Regions from separate parts of the Homo sapiens genome. Here region 1 is linked to region 2. Evidence: chromatin contacts called from ENCODE Hi-C or POLR2A ChIA-PET data. All regions are on one chromosome and are shown on one strand. The core of a region is the stretch at or near the end of the contact, and the rest is flanking DNA. Distances in the headings are between cores, read along the strand shown.

Region 1 (5,572 bases), core at 580-3,079, 43 kb before region 2:
TTTTTTTTTTTTTCTTTGAGATGGAATCTTACTCTGTCACCGAGGCTAGAGTGCAGTGGCACAATCTGGGCTCACTGCAACCTCTGCCTCCCTGGTTCAAGTGATTCTCCTGCCTCAGCCTCCCGAGAAGCTGGGATTACAGGTGCTCGCCACCATGTCCACCTAATTTTTGTATTTTTAGTAGGGACAGGGTTTCTCCACGTTGGCCAGGCTGATCACGAACTCTCCTCAAGCGATCCGCCCAGCTCGGCCTCCTCCCAAAGTGCTGGGATTACAGGCATGAGCCACCATACCCAGCCTGCATCCTAATTTATGATTCCTATTTTGTGCCTGGTGAACAGTCCCCATATTTAACAATAATACCTACACATAAAACAATCCACTGTTACAATTTATATAGTCACAAAGCATTAAGTATCTTCTGTAGACCATAGTTTTTAACCATAATTTTCTGCATCAAATCCACAGCCAGAATCCCCAAGATCAAAAAAATTTGCACAATACAAACCATAATCTAAAGTACATGTACAGACACATACACACTCTCACACACACTTCTTACAGAACTGTGCTTGGGGAAACTCCATTTGTTGAGTGCCACTGAAGGCATATTTTGCTACACTGCTGCTCCAGGTATTTTTGTTTGGAAAAATCTGTCACAGTAGGGTATGACTATTTACTGGATGAACAGAAAAGAAAGATATACCTGTGGCAACCAGAAAGTTTTAAGGTCTTTCAAGTCGTATAAAATGGACCTGCAGAAACGTTGGAATGTTCTCAGGATGCAAAGTTGGAGCTGAAATGTGATATCAAACAGTTGCAAAAAATGTATAGCAACCATGCCTTGAGGTCAAACCTGGTACCGAGATCTGCAACAAAAAGCTTCAAGACACATAGTTTGTTGGGCTTGTCCCACATGGTCGCATAATCTGCTCATGTGTGAATTTCACAAACGACTCGTATTGCTCTGCTAGTTTGGTATTGAGGATTTTCTCATACTCCTCCCAAATCTTCTCTTCATAGTTTGAGAGACGTGTACATATTGTTCTAGCTTGCCGGAGGGCCAAGGTGGGCTGGTCCATCTTCACCCAGGAGAAACCTGCAGCACTGGGTGCTGGGTGCTGAGGACTGAGGCTGGCTTTCCTAAGCACAAGCTGCCCTCTGATTAAGAACAACTTCTAAATGTGTCCACCTCTGATAATGATTCTATTATATGTTGAAAAATGTGTTTCGGAGTTGGAAGGTGCCTCTGGCGGCCAGGCGGGGCAGGCTGCTGCAGGGTCGCGGTGGGGTTTGCGTCTGAAACGCCGGCGGTGGCTCGGCGTCCCAGGGCCTGGGGCCCGGAGCCGGGCGGGGAAGCGGGGAGTGGCGCGGCCGCTTTGGGGAACCAGGCTCAGCAGCGTCGCCTCGAGCTCCGTGGGCTGCTTCGGTGTCGCCCCGCTCGCCATGTGGCCGGGGACCGGGAGGGGACGCGGCAGTAGTTGCGTCCCAACCTCCGGACTCCTCAGCGGGGCTCTCAAGCCCAGTAGGCTCCAATCCGTTGAGTTCCTGTTTTGATAGACAATTGGATAGACAGAGATTTGGCTCTGTTATCACTGTCCCCACAACTTTCCCCATTCTCCCAATTCGATAACATCATCATTTTCTGATAAACTTATAACGAAGATTTGTCTCTGTTACAACCCCCCAACTTTCCCCATTCTCCCAATTTGATAACATCATTACTTTCTGATAAAATAATAACCAGTGTTCCCACATGATGGTGATGTAAATATGATTCACTGCACAGCTTAATAGAGAAGTATGACTGCATTTCCTTTTAAAGATTTTTGTTTGGCTTTGGTATCTGCCTTATTGTTTCACTTATCTAATTTTCTATCCAGATGTTCCTAATGCTTTCCAAATATTTCATCATATTATCTGTGGGGTCTCCCTTTTCCTGCAGCTCTTCCCCTGGGGGCCTCCAGTCCTCCTGATCACTGGCCTGGTTATTCTTCCTGTCTACAGCACAGTTATCCTGTGATTCTTCCTCACTGCTTTCTTGGATAGCACATTAAAGGGGCTGGCGGGCTGGAGTGCAAAGAAAAGGTGACAACTTTTCTGAAAGTGAGATTTCTGACATGTTGGACTGAAATTGTCTTTATGTTCTGCAGTGATGGGAAGGATTTTTAAATCTGACTTAATCATTAAGCTCATGTCAGGCTTGACTTTGGTATAAAATGAACCCTGACTCAGTATTTCTGACAATCAAGTAATACTCAGAATGAGTATTGGTTGTTTTAATTATATAACTTCTTCAGTTAGAAGCCCAAAGTCTTTTATGTAATGAGTGAAAGAGTAATTAAAAGTATTTGTTTACACTCCATATCTGAATGCTTTCTGAAGGAAAGCATTGGTGGATCCCTTATCAGTAGTTACTGAGAATTCATACATAATTAATAAACTTCTGTAATATAGAATGAAATCCTAGAAAATGTAAAATTTTGTTTAGACTGTAATCATGTCTAAAACGTATGTTGAATAGAATTAGCTTATTTCCTGTCTTTCCTCTTGGAAGAAATCAGAGTCCCTCAAATCAGTCATTCTGTAAATACTTGTTGGGTGCTTATTATGGTCAAGAGAGCAGATCTCCTGAGAGATCTTATCTTTGCCACATTCTCTTCCTCTCTTTGTTTTCTACCCTTTTCTTTTTCTTCTTTCCCGGAAATCATCCCTTAAACTTTCTCTATCTCCTACTCCATCTGCTCTTCACTGCCTGTCTCTCTCAATCCCTACGTCTTCTCTTGTCAGCAGTCACTTGATCAACACAGGTGCCTTCTGTGTATTCCCAAGAACTTTGCCATGTGTATTGTCCCAATTTTTAACTTCCCTAGGGTGCTGTGCTGAATATTTTATAGGCGTTAAATAAATTATTGAAAGGCTTTAGAACTATAGGCAAATGGCATTTCACTTATGTCCTTGTTTCTAAGTCAATTTTTAAAAGTTGCATACCTTTATACCTTTATAACAATGGCACCTTTGTTGATTTCAGGGTTATTCAGTAGTTTCCTTAATTAATTTTTTTGACAGAAATAAAGGAGTCAAGGGAGGGTGAACATGTTCTATGATCCTTGGATTTGGCCTGAAGGCTATTAAGGATTTCAACAGAAAAGGAATCAGTGCAGAGGAAAGGCCAAAAACAAAACAAATATATTACGGCCAGGCGCCCTGGCTCACTCCTGTAATCCCAACACTTTGGGAGGCCAAGGCAGGTGGATCACATGAGGTCAGGAGTTTGGGACCAGCCTGGTGAACATGGTAAAACCCCGTCTCTACTAAAAATACAAAAATTAGCCAGGCATGGTGGCACACGCCTGTAGTCCCAGCTACTCAGGAGGCTGAGGCAGGAGAATTGCTTGAACCCGGGAGGCAGAGGTGGCAGTGAGCCAAGATTGTGCCATTGCACTCCAGCCTGGGAAACAGGGCGAGACTACATCTTAAAAAACAAACAAACAGTAACAACAAAACCCAAATATATTAGTTTTCTATTGCTGCCGTGATCAATTACCACAAACTTAATGGCTTAAAACAACAAAAAGTGTATTATCTTAGAGTTCTTTATTGAATTCAAAAGTCCAACATGGATCTTACTGGGCTCAGATCAGTGTGAGCAGGGTGTAGCCTAGAGGCTGCCTGATTTCCTTGACTCATGGCCTCCTTCCTTCACTTTCAAATCCAGCAATACCAAGCCAAGCCCTTCCCATGCTGCAGTTTCTCTGGTTCTCCAATTCCCTCTTCCGCTTTTAAGGGTTCTTGTGATTATAGGATAATCCAGGATAACTTCCTATTTTAAAGCCAGCTGATTATCAACCTTAATTCCATTTCCAACATTCATTCCTTTCCTATATAATCTAACATAGTTTCAGGTTCCAGGGAGTAGGACATAGACAACACTGGGGAGGTCAACAGACATTATTCTATCGACCACAGTGAACAAAGGAGAGGATCCTGACAATCCCAAAGAAGGGAAAACTTATGACATTAAGTAAACCTCATGATTTGGAGATGAAGAAGACAACAGAAAAGCACTGAAGACAGTATAGCCCATTATGTAGCGAATACTTGACATTTTCATAGAGTATGAGGCTGAGAAGAACTTGGATATGTCACATAATTGTTGATAGCAAGCAAACCACTAGAGTCAATTTGCACTGGTATAAAGACCAACATTTTAGAAAGGAATAAAAATTTTATTTTTCTCTTGAAAGACTCAAAATAATGACAGTAGGCAACTCTATGCAAATCACCCTGAAACGAGAAAGTATATATTTTTAAAGCTCAATACAGTTTACAAAATGATTATATTCTGCAGTTATACAATTTGATGAAATTTGGATTTTAACTTATTCAATAGTTCATTCTGTATGGCATCTCATAAGTACTGCATAATGCTATCTTGGATTTTGATTTTTTTTTAGTGCTTTTTTGGTATTAAGTCTGGAATCTTCTAATTTGCCCTTAAACCTAGATAGAGAATTGTGGGCACACCCTTTTGTGTGTGCACAAATATAGCAACTGGAATGTTATCTGTGTACCACCATTCACCCGGTTCCACCTCCATGCTCAGCAGAAGTCATCAGGGTGGAGTAGATTTATACAGCACAGAATAATAGTTTCATTTTCTCCTTTGTTCTTGCTATGAGCCACAAACTAATCACTGTCAAAGAGAATGAGATTGGAATTATCTGTTCCTTTTGAATGTACATGAGGTTTCTCAATGTTAAACTAAAAATTTAACTACACGTAGGTGTTTAATACACTAGCATTCTTCTATTTGCTAAATTTTATTAAATGAAACTTGAAGTCAAAATCCAAAATGTCTCTGTATTTTTGAAATGGTTATTAAAAATAACCCTTTTATTGTTGTTTAAAAATACAATCTGTAACTCTGTTCCTTCTATTCTACTTCTGACTCTTTGTGCTTAAGCTTTTTTATTTTTTTTGAGCACAAAAAATACAGCTAGAAGTCACAAAGGAAGAAAAACAATTGGAAGCAATAAGTAAATGTAATAATGAGATTTCAAAGTTGTAGGAGACTTTTGAAGTGGTTTTCTGGAGAGAATTTCTAAAAAAAAAAAATTGTTTACCATGATTCTTGGGGGTAGGGCAAAAGACCTTGTAGCTTACCTGTTTCAATTTTCTAGTAAAAAGAACTCTGTGTTTCTAAACAAAACAAAACAAAACAAAAAAAAGAACTCTGATGATGAATGAAACAATAAAAATTGAAGTAGAACCATAATTCTAGTCATTCTCAAAGCCCAGCAGGAAGTAAAAACGATAATCTAGAGAACATACTCGATTTACCTATAAGAACTGAAGAAAGAACTTGCTTTGGGAGAAGTTCTCAGCCCATGTCATAGGGTTCTGCAGAGAAACAGAACCAACAGAGAGAGAGAGAAAAAAAGATTGGCTCACGCAATAATTGAGGCTGAGAAGTCCCGAGATCTGCAGGCAATGAGCTGGAGACCCAGGAGAGCCAATGTATAGTTTGTCTGAGCCTGAGAGCCTGAGAACCAGGAGAGCTGATGGTGTA
Region 2 (5,830 bases), core at 2,904-5,403:
CTGTTGAAGAGTAACTGCTTTGCCAGCATCTATTCCATCTCTATAACCTTCCTAAAAATAAGTAATGGAGAAGTGCAGCTGTAACTAAGTATATACATGTAGGCTTTTCTAGAAAAGTACAGAACCAATTTAGAAAGCAGATGAATTAGGCCTTTACTGTGTTACTGACCATAATATGGCATAACAATATAACTAAAGCAGACTATGCTTCTCCTAAGTTTATTATTGGTTTATCATTACTTATCCCACTTTTGAAGTCTAGAGTTACCGGGCAATTTTTAAAACACTGATAGTCACAGTTTTTAAAAAACCTAGTGTTGGGCCGCCACGCTTGCTGTGAGGTGGGCAAGCGGCAGACATGGCACCCTCCAGGAGTCTTGCAGTTCCGCTGGCAGTCCTGGTACTGTTGCTTGGGGGTGCTCCCTGGACCCACAGGCGGCAGAGCAACGTACGCATCATCACAGACAAGAACTGGAGAGAGCTGCTGGAAGGAGGCTGGATGATACAATTTTATGCCCCGTGGTGCCCTGCTTGTCAAAACCATTAACCGGAATGGGAAAGTTTTGCTGAATGGGGAGAAGATCTGAGGTTAATGTTGTGAAAGTAGATGTCACAGAGCAGCCAGGACTGACTGGACAGTTTACAATAACTGTTCTTCCTACTATTTATCATTGTAAAGATGGTGAATTTAGGCATCCTCAGGGTCCAAGGACTCAGAAGGACTTCATAAACTTTATAAGTGATAAAGAGTGGAAGAGTATTGAACCCGTTTCATCATGGTTTGTTTCAGGTTCTGTTCAGATGAGTAGTACGTCAGCACTCTTTCAGCTATCTACGTGGATCAGGACTTGCCATAACTACTTTATTGAAGACATTGGATTGCCAGTGTGGGGATCATATGCTGTTTTTCCTTTAGCAACTCTGCATTCTGGACTGTTACTAGGACTCTGTATGATATTTGTGGCAGGTTGCCTTTGTCCTTCAGAAAGGCACACACCACAGCCATACCCTTCAAAAAAATTATCAGAATCTGCTCAACCTTTGAAAAAACTGGAGGAAGAACAAGAGGCGGATAAAGAAGATGTTTCAGAAGAAGAAGCCAAAAGTAAAGAAGGAACAAAGACTTTCCACAGAATGCCATAACACAACACTCTCTGGGTCCATCACTGGTCACAGATAAATTGTATAGTTATCTTAATATCATGATTTTGATAAAAACAGAAGACTGATTATTTCTTTTGGTTTGAAGTGAACTGTGACTTGCTTGTATATTACAGCATTCAGTCTAGATTGTCATTAAATTGAAGACTCTACATTCAGAACATAAAAGCACTAGGTATGTAAGTTTGAAATATGATTTAAGGACAGTATGGTGGTTTAACTAGTTCTCTAATTTTTGAAAAATCTTGCCAAACAATAAGATTTATGTATATTTGTTTAATAATAACCTGTTTCAAATCTGAGTTTTGAAAATTTACATTTCCCCAGTATTGCATTATTGGGGTACTTAAGATTATTTTAGAGAAAAATATTTCTCATTTGATATAATTTTTCTCAGTTTCATGTGTGTGAAAAAAGGAAAGTATTTCCCATAAATGGGAACTTTGCCCACTGTCTCAAGAAATATATATTTCAGTGACAATTCCGTGGTTTTAGAGATATATTCCAAAATTTCCTCATATTTTTAAGTTATGCAACTAATAAAAACTACCTTACATTAATTAGTTGCAGTTTTCTACACATGGTAATATAGGATAAGCTACTGATTTAGGAAGTTTTAAAGTCCATGGTATTCTCTCGATTCCAATAAAGGTTGATTTTCTCTTGTATTTTTCTTATTTATTACGGGTTACATTTTTTATTTTTCAAATTGGATAATATCCTGGAATTATCTTTTATGATTTAGTAAACAGCATTTTTTGTTGTTGTTTCAAACTGAAGTTTACTGAGAGATCCATCAAATTGAACTGTCTGTTGATAATTTAAAATTTTGGCCATTCATTTCAGATTTTAAATCATTCTTGCTGAACTACTTGAAATTGTCTTTTAAAATTTTTCTTTTTGGATGTGAAGGTGAACATTCCTGATTTTTGTCTGATGTGGAAAAGTCCTGGTATTTTACATTTTGAAAATTCACAGAAGGTTAATATAAAACAAAGTTTGCATTCTACTCAGGAAAAAGCATCTTCTTGTATATGTTTTAAATGTATCTTTGGCATCATATACAGAAAGTTCTTAATTAATTTTACAGTCTGTAATGCTTGATGTTTCAAAATCATTAACTATATATATATATATTTATTATTATCATTATTTTTTGAGATGGAGTCGCGCTCTGTCACCCAGGCTGGAGTGCAGTGGCATGACCTCAGCTCACTGCAACCTCTGCCTCCCGGATTCAAGTGATTCTTCTGCCTCAGCCTCCCAAGTAGCTGGGACTATAGGTGCACGCCACTATACCCGGCTAATTTTTGTATTTTTAGTAGAGATGGGGTTTCGCCACACATTTTTATATTTTAAGATACAAACTTCATATTTTCCTGTTCTTTCCTAACTGCTAATATTGTGTGGTATCTTACAGGTAGAAATCAACAGGATGGTACACTTAGTGTATTTTTACTCCTTAAAGAGCATACTCCTTAAAGGGCATACATAGTTTTCACCTTACAAGAAGGGGGAAAACCATAAATACAATGAATCAACTGACCATTATGTAGTAGACAATTTCTGTAATGTCCCCTTCTTTCTAGGCTCTGCGGATAGGAGAATCCACTAGACTTATAGTAGCATAATGTACAAGTTTTCTTTAAAGGTCTCTCCTTTAGAATATAAAATATTATACCATTGAAGAGTTTGGATGTGTAACCTGTGATGCCTTAGAAAAATATCCTAAGCACAAAATAAACTTTTCTAATCACTTCAAAAGATTAAAAAAACCAAAAAACAAAAAACAAAACCCAGCATTAGCAATGTCTTCACAAAAAGGATATATGGAAAATTACACATCTGGGCTCTTGCCAACTGATTGGAATGGTGTGGGTGGGTGAGGAGACAGGGCAAAGCAGAGAGAGGAAATTGTTTAAAAAAAAAAGGATGATGAGAAGTCTGGTTTCAGAAATTTTGCATAATACCTAAATTCAACTAACCTGCAAAAGCTCTGTGGGTAGTGATTTCGTTCTGCATCTCTCACGGTGCCACAGCATTTAAAAGATGCTCAATACTTATTAGTGTGGCCCCAGTCTCACATAAAGCATTTTTGTAATTGACAACATGGTTTTTGGGCTAAGCAAATACCACTCTACTGAAATATTAAACAGGGCAGATTCCCAACTGCAGCTTTAGCGGCAATTTAATGGTTGGCAAATATATTAAGTGGATGTGGACCTCACTATTTGGTCCTCACCCAGAAATACTGTAGGCTGCACACAGAAATTAAGCTTAGTTTCAATGAATAGTGAGACAAATTAGAGATGAAAAAGTTACATCTAACAAATAAAAAAGAAACCAACTTTAATATTCCCTTACCTAGACACCAGTATTCCACATTAGCTTTCCCTTATTGTCCTCTGACAGCATGCTTTAGTTCATCTTTTCAATATGTCTTGATTAACACTACTCCTTAACTTTAGGCTCCCTACCCATTCAAGCCACCCATATAAACTGCGTACACGTCCTTTGACAGCCATAATAAGTATAGTGTATGTTTCTCTCCAGCTCCTTTCCCTGTGATCCTCAACAAACTGCAAACTGTTCAAAGTCTACACATAGTTAATTTTGGTCGGTCCTCAGTTTCTAACGCATCCCGTAGGCGCTCAAAGAATGCGTCTTGTTGTTTTACACGCTTTCAAGTAACCATCGAGAAATCCTAGCAAGACGCGGGTCGGACCGGGTCCCTAGGGATAAAGAGAGCAGCGCCGGGCCAGGCTGGGGCCACTCTGGACCCAGCTTCTTCACAACTCCGCGCCTCTTCCCACAACCCAGCACCCCGCGCCGTCCACACCACGTTTACTTTGACTCGTCTTTGCATGTTACTCTGCCATTCCCGCTGCGCCAGGAGCGACTCGTCTGCTTCTTCGTCAAACACGTCCCCTTTGTCTCCAGGGCCCTGGATCAAGGAGGCTGCTTGAACCCACGACATCACCGAGGCAATTACGGGGTCGCAGGCCACCGGAAGCGCCAACAACTCCTTCCGGTCCGAAGGCGGGGCGAAGACGGCGAGTGGAGGCTCGGGAGGGGCTGCGTGTGCGCGGAGGCGGGCTGTGGCCCGTGGCCGCCGCCGGAGCCTTTCGCTTGCGGTGATTTTGGGCTCCCTCGGTTGGCAGTGTTGATGTGTGCCTGTGAGTTGTGAGCGAGGCAGATTTCCTCGCGTGGCCGGCACGACCTTCACCTTTGCAGAAGGCAACCGGGACCCTCAGTGAGACACCTTCCATTTCCACCGTAGTCTTACCATGGTCTGGGTTTTACATTCGCGCGCTTTGGTAAACTATTAAAGGTAGTAAAGTCGATGGGCGATTACCACCCAAATACTTTGTCTCTTTTGGAATCTCCTCTGCATTTAAAGGATTTGACAAGCCGACATTTTAAACTGTTAGGATTGTGGAGTAAAGGAAAATAGGATCGAAAAGCGAGGTACTGTAGCCAATTTGAGATTAGTAAGAAATATAGAGTACATTTGTAAAGCCAATATATTTTTTCATTGATTCACGATATCCTTCTGCCTCCCATTCCTGTTCATATGCCCTAAAGTAAACAGTTGGTTTGGTAAGGGTGGGGACTTGTGTCAACACCAGGACAGTTCTGACACATAGTAAATGCTGAACTCTATTTTGGTGAATGAATGAATACCTGTAGTATTCCTGTTTTGCCCTTTGCCTGGGTAAAATGAGTCATGTGATTATGATTTATTTATCTAACAATTTATTGAACACCTACCTTGTGTCAGGTACCATTCCAGGCTTTGGGATACATCAATGAACAGACGGAAGTTCCCAACCCTTGTCGACTTTATAGTCATGTAAAATTGACAGGATAAACAATAAGCAATATATAAGTAGCATAAGGTTTGTTAGAAGATCATAAATAAATGCTATGAAAAAAATTTTTAAATAAGCACAGTAAGAACCATAAGTGTGTGGGAGTGGGTGGTTGGTTCATGTTACAATTTTAAATCTCCAGAGAGAATTTGGCATCCCACAAATAAAAAATATATAAACTACAAATATGTATATTTTATTAATGTAAATATATTAAGATATATGTATATATCTTTATTAGGAACAAAATGGTAGTAAGCAATAAAGATAACAATAAAATAGAAAACCTCAAAACTTGAATAAGTAAGTCCAATTCTTTTTTGTATTATTTGAAAACACCAATAAGATAGATAATCCTGTCATGACCCAGATTTTTAAAGAGAACAAAATTATACAAGAATGAGAAATGAGATAACCACTGATGCAGAAGGAGATTAAAATATTAATTACCAACTAAAACTCAAAAGCAACACATTCGAAAACCTGAGAGATATGAATGACTTTCTAAGAAAATTGACCCAAGAAGTAGGGTCATGAAGAGACTAATTACCATAGAAAAATTGGACATTAAATATCTACTATTAAAAATGTCATGGAGACTTGGGAGTTTCACATTAAGTCCTTTGCAATCTTTAAGGAATGATGGAGTCTTAAACTATTTTTACCATTTTAGGGGAGAGAAAAAGAAGAAACTCCTTAAATCATTTCATGAAGCCAGCCTTACTGTAACTTCATAAAGATAGTACCAGAAAAACCCCAAAGTTCAAGTTAGCTTGTGAATATATATCCAAAAGAGA

What was found. Hi-C counts contacts between places; a loop is a spot of excess contacts on that map. ChIA-PET counts read pairs that join two places held with the same protein, here RNA polymerase II (POLR2A). Pooled maps may share reads with other maps.
Region 1: a map of posterior cingulate gyrus shows a loop between it and region 2 (2.4-fold over the local background). The contact joins the enhancer-like site here to the promoter of YAE1 in region 2. A Hi-C loop is called at or near these places in 2 of 168 maps with a recorded cell type or tissue (astrocyte of the cerebellum and posterior cingulate gyrus) and 1 of 50 pooled maps. POLR2A ChIA-PET finds 5 or more read pairs at or near these places in 5 of 52 experiments (A549, H1, WTC11 and 2 more).

What each region holds. Positions count from the first base shown.
Region 1 is chr7:39,605,593-39,611,164 of GRCh38, reverse strand. It overlaps a transcript of YAE1 not described here and the pseudogene LOC646999. Among named protein-coding and RNA genes, the nearest start is that of RALA, 15 kb to the left of the region's middle. RefSeq lists a silencer at 1,285-1,434. Within about 2 kb of position 1,829, at least 10 of the 41 ENCODE cell types and tissues checked have a DNase peak (open chromatin) inside an H3K27ac peak, as active enhancers do.
Region 2 is chr7:39,564,727-39,570,556 of GRCh38, reverse strand. YAE1 (YAE1 maturation factor of ABCE1) reads right to left here and starts at 4,153. Exons shown (of 3, transcript NM_020192.5): 1 at 4,010-4,153; 2 at 1-51. The coding sequence starts at 4,138. It overlaps YAE1-DT (YAE1 divergent transcript), which reads left to right and starts at 4,208. Exons shown (of 3, transcript NR_187579.1): 1 at 4,208-4,414. It also overlaps the pseudogene TMX1P1. RefSeq lists an enhancer at 3,867-4,316.